Regions from separate parts of the Homo sapiens genome. Here region 2 is linked to region 1. Evidence: chromatin loops called from intact Hi-C (ENCODE). Cell type or tissue: IMR-90. All regions are shown on one strand. Links, peaks and the distances in the headings refer to the core of each region. The heading gives the core; the rest is flanking DNA.

Region 1 (7,598 bases), core at 1,316-6,315:
GAAATAGAAATAGAGATAAATTTGGATTTCAGTGCTATATTTTCATAGAACCCAATATTTCCTACCAATTATTCCTAAGGAAACACCTAGACGTCATTCATTCTAGTGAATAAAGATAAGCAGCCTGAAGTGAAATGTTTTGAAATGTTTATATATCAGCAAGGAATGAACCATTGTGTAACAAAGGAAGTATCCATAATCTTTGGCCAGTGGGCAGGGGAAAGGTGATATTTTGGGGAAAGATCCATTCATTCACATAGTTGCTAAGTACAGTTAACCCATGTTCCAATGCCATGGAGGCTAAGAGTGCCAATCTCTGACACAGTCAAAAAGCATCCTATATAACTTTTGACTCCCTAAAAGCTTAACTATCAATAGCCTACTGTTGACCAGAAGCCATACCAATAACATAAACAGTAGACTAACACATATTTTATATGTTGTATGTATTATATACTGTTTTCTTACAATAAAGTAAGCTACAGAAAATATTATAAGGAAAATCATAAGGAAGAGAAAATACATCACATTTACTATTCATCAAGTGAAAGATCATCACAAACGTCTTCATCCTCATCATCTTCATGTTGAGGAGGCTGAATAGGAAGAGGAGGGGTTGGTCTTGTTGTCTCAAGGGTGATAAAGGCAGAAGAAAATTCACATATAATTGAACCCACACAGTATTATTCCAGGGTCAACTGTATATTTGTAAAATGAGTCATCAGAAACACAGCCTTAACAAAATTCTATTCTAATTTTACTAAGCATGCTAGACATTCCGTATAAAAATGAGCTCCTGCCACCTCAAAGTAGGGTGACCAAACATCCCAGTTCACCAGGGACTTAGTGGGTTTCCATGATGCAAGACTTCCAGGTTTAAAATCAAGACACTCTTGAGCCAACTGGGACCAGTTGGTCACCCTACCTAGAACTGACCGTCTACATCTGAAATGATTAAATCTCCAAAACTTCCAAAAGAAAGTATCATCATACTTGTGCTGAATCACCCAATAAGGCATCTGCAAATGAAAAGAATCCAGAGGTCATAAAAATTTATAAGAAATTATTTGGAGTGCAAAAAGAGCATTGAGATCCAGCATGGAAAAAACCTAGATCTTCTTTGGGCTTTCCCACACTACTTACAATTTAGAATGGATTTTCCTTTGACTTGCAGATGGCTGGATGTTACCATCATAATCAGGCCCTGTTCTTTAAACTCCTAATCAAGATGTAAAATGTGGAGTGAGAGTAAGAACACTTCCAATTATAGATGATGTTATAATTTTGTTTGAAATAATGGAAGATGGTTTCAATAGACCAAAACCATCAAGATGTACAATAAAAATATCTGAGGGCATTTCTTCCTCAAAATATCTTAACACAGCATTGCAATTGTTCTTTCCTCAATTTTTAAATGAATGACAGCATACAAGAAGAACACTTTGAGATAATAATGAACAATAAATGAATAATCAACACTTTTGTCCATATCGATATCTAATATAGTTAAGCCTTTCAAATTGAAGGTGAAGTGGAAGTTCTATTACTATCTGTCAGTATATTGCTATGAAAATTTAAGAAGAAAAATTAAAAAGAGGAAAGCCTTTTTCAATTTTATTCTCTTGGGAAATACATATATTAATTATAACTTAGATGATTAGAACTATTCATGGTCAGAATGCTTAAAGAAGCCCTTCTACAGACTTTTAAAAAATATTTAAGATTTTAAAGTTTCTTTGAAATGCTTTCCCCCAGTTGATAGCCACTAATTGGTAAATGTATAGACACTTTTACTTATCAAAGTCACTGTAAAAATGTTTGAATAAATATGAATTTGAATCTAGCTTGTTTGGGATCACTGTTCGCTCCATTACTTAAAAAATCTATTTATGCACAGATTCTGGATTCACAACAATAGTCTGACCTTTAAAATCCTTCTTTTTTGGATCCTTGTCTGCAGTAAGAACATTTTTCTCTTACTTAAAATTATCAAATATAGTTAAAGGTTAATTAGGTGGCAAAGCCAGATATGACTCAAGAAAATATATCTTGCAAAACTAGTGAGAATTCATTATAATAGCTTGCAAAAAGCCAGTAGTGTCAAAAACCCAAATAATAAACAACCTACTGAGTTGGAAAAAACACAGACGTTACTGTCAAAAAATCTGAATACTAGTCCTGACTCTGTCATAAATTAGTTGTGGTGTTTAAGGGAAAAATTCGAACCCCTCTGGGTTGCATTTTTAATTTCTGTATAATAATAAACTATGGGCAGGGCGCGGTGGCTCACATCTGTAATCCCAGCACTTTGGGAGGCCGAGGTGGGCAGATCACCTAAGGTCAGGAGTTCGAGACCAGCCTGACCAACATGGAGAAACCCAGTCTCTATTAAAACTACAAAATTAACTGGGCATGGTGGTGCATGCCTGTACTCCTAGCTACTCGGGAAGCTGAGCAGGAGAATCGCTTGAACCCGGGAGGCGGAGGTTGCAGTGAGCCGAGATCGTGCCATTGCACTCCAGCTTGGGCAACCAAAGCAAAACTCTGTCTCAAAAAAAAATAAAATAAATAAAATAATAATAAACTATGGGTTAATAAGTAAATTAGTATATTCATTGGTTTTTAATACATACCTTTTTGTATTATACTTTAAATTCTAGGGTACATGTGCACAACGTGCAGGTTTGTTACATATGTATACATGTGCCATGTTGGTGTGCTGCACCCATTAACTCATCATTTACATTAGGTATTTCTCCTAATGCTATCCCTCCCCACTACCCCCACCCCACGTCAGGCCCCGGTGTGTGATGTTCCCTGCCCTGTGTCCAGGTGATCTCATTGTTCAATTCCCACCTATGAGTGAGAACATGCAGTGTTTGGTTTTCTGTCCTTGTGATAGTTTGCTCAGAATGATGGTTTCCAGCTTCATCCATGTCCCTACAAAGGACATGAACTTATCCTTTTTTATGGCTGCATAGTAAACCAACCCAAATGTCCAACAATGATAGACTGGATTAAGAAAATACATACCATTTTTTAACGGAAAACTATAACATAATATATATAACTTCTCAATCTATTTATTCATCCAATTGTAATTGTGTGGAGAATTTCTAGAAAGATTATTACAAGATGTTGACCATAATTGATTCTAAGTAATGGATATTTGTGGGGTTTTTTTTCTTTTTTGTGTTTTTTTCCTTTCTTTTTGAATGTTTTTGTATCACTTGGATGTTCTACATTTGACTATGATTTTTTTCTTTTTCTCTAAAGCAACAAAATTCCTCCCAGTTTAAAAAGAAAAAAGATGTTTCCTCAACTGTAAAAAAAAATTTAATAAATTTTAAAAAAGTAATTCTGGTCAAAATAACACCTATAAGGCATGCAAAAAGTAACGCCAAAAGCTTGAAACGTAAAAGAAGTTACTTGCTTCTCTTCCATACTGGTTTACTCCTCAGTAGTTTACGACCACCACTTTCCTTCTCAGAGGCAACCACTTACAAATCTTCTAACATTATTATATTATTTACCTTCATTGCAGTCTGGTGAGTCATCAATTGTAAGCATCATCCTTAGTCATTTACTTAGCAGAGGAGTATTTTAGCTGATTCATCCCCTTCCTCCTCTTCCATCACCAAATATGTACCAATTTTTGGTTAAAATCCTGCCTGGGTTCACAGAATACAGAAAATTCCAAGAAATGGTCCCTCCCACACTAGCAGCAAGAAAAAGCTGCATAATCCACAGATCCTAAACCTTTCTGGAAGCCTATCTGAGAGCTGACATCTCAAGGCAACTGGATGAACTGAATGCTGAAATGTCCAAGCCCTTCTGGGGAGAGACAGATAGGACACAGGAACTGAGGAACTATCCTTCCTCAGACAGAGCAAGGCAGAAAAAGGGAGAAGCCAATGGAGAAAAGGAGAAAATATGCTCATACCAAGACTCTACTGTTATAAATAAAGTTTTGTTCCCATGGTAGGAAAAGTCAGAAATGCAAAAATATCTATTTCCTGTGGCTCAAATAACACGGAGTCTAATTCAGCAGGAGAAATAAGACAATCGCTCTGTCCTAACATGAGTCTTGTACCAAGTAATAAACAAGAACAGTGTACTGGTGGGAGAAGGCAGGAGTACAGAGAGGGACCCTCTCTATAGTACAGCTGTGTATGATCTGCTAAAAGGACATGGAAACATACTCCGATACTCCAGTGTTCATACTAAGCACAAGGTAGCTGCAGTCCATTACAAGAGGAATTTGAAATATGTGCATACTCAAAGTAGCTATAGTGACAAGAAAACCCAGGCACAGCTAAACAATAGACAAAACTGACAAACATGCTCATTTCCAGGAGTAACTATTATTTACTTCTGTCTGTAGGGTTCTTTTACACAGAATGTTTGGCATTCTCCAAAAATATGACACATACACACACAGCCATTGTCAAACAATAAAGATATAAAGACAACCAGAGAGCGAGATTTTGTATATATCATACTAATAATTTTAAAAACTACAGTAAAAAATGCTAAGGAGTTTAGTGAAAAAAAAAGATGGTGTACATGTATGAACAAATGGGGGAACTTACAAGAGAAACTGTAAGAAAATGACAAATGAAAATGCTAAAATGAAAGATAAGACATTAGAGATAAAAATTGCTTAGTTGGGCTTATCAGTAGACTGGATACAGCACAGGAAAGAATCAGTGAACTTGAAGACAAGAAACACACATACAAAAAGTCAAGAAAATAACAGGATCAAAGAGCTATGGAACAATGGTGCACAGTCTAATGTATGCATTATTGGAGTTCCAAAAGTCAAAGAGATAGAGAATTGAGTAGAAAAAGCATTTTAATGTATAATGACCAATAATGTTCCAAAATTAATGAAAGACAGTAGTCCCAGTTTTAAGAATCTTGGGAAAACCTAAGCAAGTCAAATACAAAATTAACATAACTAGATCCAGCACACTCACTTAAGTAAGAAATAATACTTCTTTTACATGGAATCTTCCAGATTACAGAGGAAGAGGGAACATTTCCTAACTAATTTTGTTAATCCAGGATTACCTCAATTCCAAAACCAGATTAAGAAATTACAAGAAAAGAAAACCACAGACTACTATGCTTCATGAAAATAAATACAAGTGTCCTCAATATTCTAAAAGCATTTAATATAATATGTATTGTCAATACACATTAATAAAATTCAACATCCATTCATGTTCAAAAGTCTCAGCTAAGTACGTATAGAAGTGAACGGCCTTAATCTGATAAATATATCTGCAAAACATTTACAGATAACATCATTTGTAATGGTAAAAGACTGCCATGTTTCCTCTAAGATTAGGAATGAAGTATGGAAGTTCATATTCACCACTCCTATTAAACATCATATTGAAAGTTATCGCACCAAAAATGAGGCAAGAAAGGAAGGAAAGAAAGAGGGAGGAAGGTAAGGAGAGAAAAAGAGAGATCGCCTACAGAAATAGTTGCTTAAACTAATAATTGACTCTAGAGAGGTTTGAGACATACAGACATCTACTGTATTTCTATATAGTAACAGTGAAGAACTGAGAATTGAAACTTTTTTAAAGTTACATTTGCAATGACACCAAAAACACAAAGTGAACTTAACAAAAATTATGCAGGATCTCTATGCTGACAACCACAAATGATGGAGGAAAGAAAAAAAGTCAAGTAATAGAGACTCAATACCATTGTCAGTTTTCCCCAAATTAATTATAGATTCAATGTAAACCCAATCAAAATTGTAAATCTTTTTTTGTAAATTCAGAAGCCTGATTCTAATTCTTTTTCTTGTGCTTTTTTTTTTTTTTAGATGGAGTGAGGTGGCACAGTGTCGGTTCACTGCAACCTCTGCCTCCCAGGTTCAAGCAATTCTCCTGCCTCAGCCTCCCAAGTAGCTGGGATTACAGGCGCGTGCCACCACGCCCGGCTAATTTTTGTTATTTTCACTAGAGACGGGGTTTCACCATGTTGGCCAGGATGGTCTCGGTCTCTTGACCTTGTGATCTGCCTGCCTCAGCCTCCCAAGGTGCTGGGATTACAGGCGTGAACCACCGCATCCAGCCTGATTCTAAATTTTTTATGAAATGGCAAAAAAAAAAAAAAAAAAACTAGAATGGCTAAAACATTTTTTTAAAGAACATCAGAAGACTCATCCTGTCAGACAGTGTGATGATAAAAGGCTAGGCGCAGAGATCCTTGGAGCAGAAGAAGGAATCCAGAAATAGAGTCTACGCATATAGAGCCAATTTATTTTGACAAAGAGGAAATTTAATGGAAGAATTTAATGAAAGAAGCATAGTCTTTCCAACAAGTAGTGTGGGTACAATTGGATATCCATATGCAGAAAATGAACAGGGACTTACATCTCATGCATTATAGAAAAGTAACTCAAAACGGATCATAGATCAAAATGTAAAACTTAAAACATACAAATGTGGAAAATATTTTTAATCATGGATTAGGCAAAGATTGCTTCAATATGATACCAAAAACCATGACTCATAAAGAAAACATTGATAAATTGGACTTTAGCATACTTAACCTCTGCTCTGAGAAAGACAGTTTAGAGAATAAAAAGACAAGCCATAAAACAAGAAAAGACAAATATGTAGTCTATATATATGTCTTATATATAAGACTACATGAAGTAGTCCCAAAATGTAATAAAAACAACCCAATTTTTAAAATGGACAAAAATTCAAATTACTTCACTAAAGAAAACACACAGATGGTAAATAAATGTGACCATGAAAACAGAGTCAACATCATTGATCATCAGGGAAATGCAAATTATAACCACGACGAAATATCACTACATGCTTACTGGAGTGGCAAGAAAGAAAAAAGAAAAACCATCAATAACAAGTCCTGGTGAGGAAAGAGAGCGCCAGCTCTCCTACATAACTGCTGCAAATGCAGATGGTACAGCCACTTTCAAAAATGGTTTGTCAATTTCTTATAAAGTTAAACATATAGCTACCATAAAATTCAATGCTCCTAAAATTTTACCTAAGGAAAGTAAAAACTCGTATTCACAGAAAAGCCTCTTTGGAGAAGTTTACAGTGGGTTTATTTATAATATTTTTCTTTTTACTGTTGCAACAAAAATGACTGCTTGCATCAAACCAAATACTTATATTTCATGCACTCCCTCCACTGGTTTCTATGCTTTCTCTTTATATAACAATTTCCTACACATCTGTAGTTCTCTTTAGGGCTCTTTTCTGTTGCTCTATGCATTGAATCTATTTCTACAGAAAAATTATCTTAATAGGACTTAAAAATAAATCTAGACTTCTAATTAAAAGTCCTTTTACTTTCTCTCCAGAATTCCTTTCCTTTTTGGGATCTTGAAACCTCAACGAGGATTTTTAAATCAATGTAGATCTGTAGAACTGCATATGTAAATATTTATAGCAGTTTTATTCATGATAGCCCCAAATTGGAAACAGCTGGTGAATGGATTAACAAACTGTGATACATATAAACAATTGAATACTATTCTGCAGTAAAATAGAACAAGCTATTTATACATAGCAAATGGAGGTAGCAATACTGCATAC
Region 2 (5,000 bases), core at 1-5,000, 280 kb after region 1:
GTCTCTGTGGATACCTGCTTAAGTCCATTCTCTGTATCAGAAAGTGATTTCTATGCCAAGGAGAGGCAGCCTTTTAATGTTTCATCTGCTGAGTGTGCCTACCAAGTCCTTCCTTAATGGGGACAAAGGAGAGTGGAATGAAAGTGTTTACATTTCATTTCTATTTCCTGTGGGTGGTGAAGAGAATGGCTCTTTGCAGCTACAATTCCTACAGTCCAGTTTGCCCTAGACTGGCTTGGTTTCAGCACTGAAAGTCCTACTTCCCTGGAAACCTTTAAGTCCTGGGCAAAATGGGACAGTTGAATACCCTACCCAAATAGGGGTATACGCTGGGGAGATGTAAAGAGAACTCTAGAGCAGTGGTTCCTAGACCAGAGAGGTAGCATCACTTGGGAACTGAACTGCTGCTAATGGAGCCCAGAAATTTGTTTTAACAGGACCTCTAGGTGATTGTTTTGCACTCTCAGGTTTGAGAACCACTGAGCTATGGTTATGGCATATGCTGGAGGGAACTAAGACTGGAAATGGGCCAGATGATGAAAGCTGGATCAGTTAACTGTTCTTTGGGTTGAAAGCAACAGAAACTGACTCCAATTTGAGCAAAAGGGAATTGATTGGAAAGATAATTGGGAGTAAATAGCATTGATGAAGCAGCTGCAGAAGCAGGCTTTGAAAAGAGCAGGGGCTGGCAGGGCGCGGTGGCTCACGCCTGTAATCCCAGCACTTTGGGAGGCCGAGGTGGGCGGATCACGAGGTCAGGAAATCGAGACCATCCTGGCTAACACGGTGAAACCCTGTCTCTACTAAAAATACAAAAAAATTAGCCGGGCGTGGTTGCGGGCACCTGTAGCTCCAGCTACTCAGGATGCTGAGGCAGGAGAATGGGGTGAACCCGGGAGTCGAGCTTGCAGTGAGCCGAGATCGCGCCACTGCATTCCAACCTGGGCGACGGAGCAAGACTCCGTCTCAAAAAAAAAAAAAAAAAAGGCAGGGGCCAGGCCTTTTCAAGCACAAGGAATACAGTCATGCGTCACTTAACGACAGAGACACATACTGAGAAAAGCATTGTTAGGCAATTTCGTCACTGTGTGACTATCATAGAGTGTACTTACACAAACCCAGCTAGTATATATCCTACTCCATTACATAGCTCTGTTCTCATTGTATGGAACCACCATTGTATATATGGTCTGTCTTTCACCAAAACGTTACGTGGGGCCTGACAGTAATTGCAAATGAAGAACCATTTGGCCGAGGTGCTGCTGCATCTGCTTAAATGAATCAACTGAAGCCATTTTCTCCCCCCAACACTGCTTCAGATTCACCTTCCATAGAGGAAGTGTGTGAGCAACCTGCTTTGGGTCACATGCTTGCCTCTTAAGGAGAGAAGACAGGGCATATGAATTAATAATTCTCTGTTAACCTTTACCCACTGTGAAGGAGGCCAGTCCTCAAGGGGAAATTATCTAGGTATTTGAAAAGAACAATGGATTTAGACCAGCCAAAAATAAATCATGAGATTCTTACAGCCTTTCACGTCATGCTTAGTTGCTTAAACATTATTTTTGGGAGATGGGGTGCAGTGGAGATTTTGACCAGAGGAGTTACATGATTTTATGTCATCTGGTTTTGAAAATCCAATTCTCTCTCTCAATTTTTTTTGAAAGTATATTCTTCATTTGTGCTCCTGTCATGCATGAAATTTGCAGAATATCCATTTAATTGCAGCAGACCTAAATTATGTATTTTCAAAGACCAAACAGAATGTTCTCAATGTAAAATAGTTAACATATAATTTAATAATGCTCCTGTTCACTTTGATGTACAAAGGTTTAAGTCAAATATTATCCTTTTTGAAATGGCAGTATTTTAAATTATTAACTAAAGTTGCCACAAGATATAATTCTAAAATATCTGAGTAAATGGGATATATTTTATTTTGTGAGCTGAGATTAGTGAATATAATGATGATCATCGAACTTAGTCTTAAAACATGGTTACTTAGCATGCATGAGAGTAAAAATAGAGCAGTCAGGAACATGCTTATTTTTCCTACTGATGTGGCTGTTCTTGACTCCTGTGTTACTTTGACCGTGCCTGGACTCCATTTCTCTCCATCTAACTCAAACATTATTGCAAAGACAGACCTATTTGCAAGGGCAGGGAGGAAAGACGAATTAATTAATGTACTATGAGAACATGTGGCATACAGGGTTTCACTCTAATTTTACGTGATACACACCATTGTCTTCCTTAGCTCTGGATGGTAGGAGCTCATTGTAGAAGTCTGTTTCATTATCTGAGTGTAGTTTTTGAGAGAATTCTGTGCATGTGTTACAGCAGGAATTTTTTTCAGAATAAATGTGTCATGATTCATGCTAAAAGAAGCTAAAAAATATGACTCAGTAGGATCTTATCTCATAGAAGCTACATGTAGGTTACAAATGGGATTATTTCCTGAAGAGGCCTTGACCAGTCTCCAAAAGTAGGGAGCTTAACTGCAGTTCGGAGGGGACAAAATCCTTTCAACTTAATTACCTAGTGGTCCGACAAGTGTATGGTAACTACTTTTTCTTTTTAGGGATAAGATTCAAGTGCAGATTTTGTTTGTTTGTTTTTATTCAGTTTCTTGGTCTGTAAGTCATAGTCATTTAGTTTGCCTCTCTTTCAGACCTTGTGCCAGTATAAATTTGATTTTCTTCAAGAAGTATGTCAACATGAACACTTTATCCCTTTGTGTCTGCCCATAAGATCAGCAAACATTCCAGGTAATAAAATTCCCAGAATTTTCCTCAGTTCCTGCAAAGTGAATGCTTTTGTTTGTTCGTTTTACCTTTTGTTTATTATTATTTTCCTGTTTCTTCAGTCATAATTTTGTTTGAAGCTGTCACATGGGTATCAGACCCAGGTAATCAGAATTAAATTAAAATGCAAAAGAAGTTGTTGGCATGTGGTGATGAATATGGCTTCATATTCCTCAATTTTTGTCTGTTTCCCTTTTTATTAAAGAGAAGGCCAACAAAATTATAAACCCGATGATTGTTAATCAAATAATTTGAACCTAGAGGCACTTTACGGGCTCCAAAAGACAGCTTTCCTTTCATTTTGAGACATAAAATTATAGGGAGGAAAAGTACTATATATATAATTTATAAATATTATATATATAAATATATATGTATTATGGTAGAGAGTATTACCCATGTAGACATCAAAAACTAATCAAATATCAAGATGCAAATAAAATAATAAAATTATTTAGGAGCATGAAATACTTTATTACCAACCAATGAGTAAACTATTTATGAGGTACAGTTTTTTTCTTGCGGGGGAGGGGGTTGTTTTGTTTTTGAGGTAGAGTCTCACTCTGTCACCCAGGCTGGGAGTACAGTGGCATGATCTTGGCTCGCTGCAACCTCTGCCTCCCAGGTTTGAGGGATTCTCCCACCTCAGCCTGAGTAGCTGGGACTACAGGTGTGTGCCACCACACCTGGCTAATTTTGGTATTTTTAGTAGAGAAGAGGTTTCACCATGTTGGCCAGGCTGGTCTCCAACTCCTGACCTCAGGTGATCCGCCTACGTCGGCCTCTGAAAGTGCTGGGATTACAGGTGTGAGCCGCCACACCCAGCTGAGAGGCATATTTGCTTTGATATTCATGAACACAAACACTAAGATTGGTAAAGAGCCTCATTATACTTCCTTAACCTATTAGCTTACACTAGTATTCTGGAGGGAAAATTACATTATCAAGCCTATAAAAGTTTTGCCATTTTAATCTTAAATATAATCTATATAATATTATTCCAATTTTTTCTAATTTATGAAGCATATTTCATAGAAAATAGGGTAGAAATGGCATATTAGATAATAACACTTTAAGGTGTTTACGTTGTTCTGAATGTATTTTTGTTTTATAAATTACTGCCAAGTTATTATTGGTTAGCCAGGCTGATTGAGATATTCAAGAGGACCAAATCTTTATTTGGTCATTTTTATTTCAGTTGCTTACTGTCTTAGTCCATTGTCACACTGCTATAAAGAACTACCTAAGACTAGGTAATTTATGAAAAAAAGAGGTTGAATTGACTCACAGTGCCATATGGCTGGGGAGCCCTCAGGAAACTTACAATCAAGGCAGAAGGTGAAGGGGAAGTAAGGACCTTCTTCACATGGCGGCAGGAGAGAGAAAGGGAGAGAGCAGGAAGTGCCACACTTTAAAACCATCGGCTCTCAAGAGAACTCACTTACTGTCATGAGAACAGCACGGGGGAAACTGTCCCCATGATCAAATCACCTCCCACCAGGTACCTCCCCTAACGTGTGTGGATTACAATTCAAGATGAAATTTGGGTGGGGACACAGAGTCAAACTATATTACTTACTATTAGTCAGTAGCTCAGAGAAAAGCCTGACAGTCTCTTTGTAGATCTGATACTATAAATAATGAACATAAAAATATGTTTCATAGCAGGCAAAATTCTGATAGAAAAATAGATGCTCAAGTAGAAAGCTAACAATTAGAATAATTCTGCTCATGACCCTCTTTTTTAAGAAAACAAATAGGCTGAGGGTGGTGGCTCATGCCTGTAATCCCAGCACTTTGGGAGGTCAAGGCAGGCAGATCACCTGAGGTCAGGAGTTTGAGACCAGCCTAGCCAACATGGCAAAACCCCATCTCTACTAAAAATACAAAAATCAGCCAGGTGCAGTGGCGGGCACCTGTAATCCCAGCTACTTGGGAGACTGAGGCAGGAAAATCGCTTGAATCCAGGAGGCAGAGGTTGCAGTCAGCCAAGATTGTGCTACTGCACTCCAGCCTGAGCGACAGAGCCAGATTCTGTTTCAAAAAAAAAGGAAACAAATAACCTAAGACATTCTCCTTGAAAACTGGCAATACTGAAGACTCACATTTTTAAATAATATAGTTTAATTGTTCAGTATAAACTACACATAATGAATACATATGTATCTGAGTATGTATATGTATATATCTGAACTT

Evidence for each region. A loop is a pair of places that touch in the nucleus more often than their neighbours do. Peaks named below come from ENCODE experiments on the same cell type or tissue, not always from the same donor. Only the 100,000 strongest peaks of a DNase experiment are listed, where the experiment ranks them.
Region 2: a loop joins it to region 1, with 2.3 times the contacts of the local background. A loop is called at or near these places in 1 of 110 quality-filtered maps.

What each region holds. Positions count from the first base shown.
Region 1 is chr2:225,097,151-225,104,748 of GRCh38, reverse strand. No RefSeq gene overlaps it. Among named protein-coding and RNA genes, the nearest start is that of DOCK10, 58 kb to the right of the region's middle. RefSeq lists enhancers at 127-1,326, 3,091-4,290. In IMR-90, for the core only: no CTCF peak of the experiment used is centred there; a DNase peak (open chromatin) is centred at 3,608; H3K27ac peaks cover 1,034 bases.
Region 2 is chr2:224,814,385-224,819,384 of GRCh38, reverse strand. DOCK10 (dedicator of cytokinesis 10) reads left to right here. Exons shown (of 56, transcript NM_014689.3): 30 at 2,672-2,768. Among named protein-coding and RNA genes, the nearest start is that of CCDC195, 100 kb to the right of the region's middle. In IMR-90, for the core only: no CTCF peak of the experiment used is centred there; a DNase peak (open chromatin) is centred at 2,374; H3K27ac peaks cover 648 bases.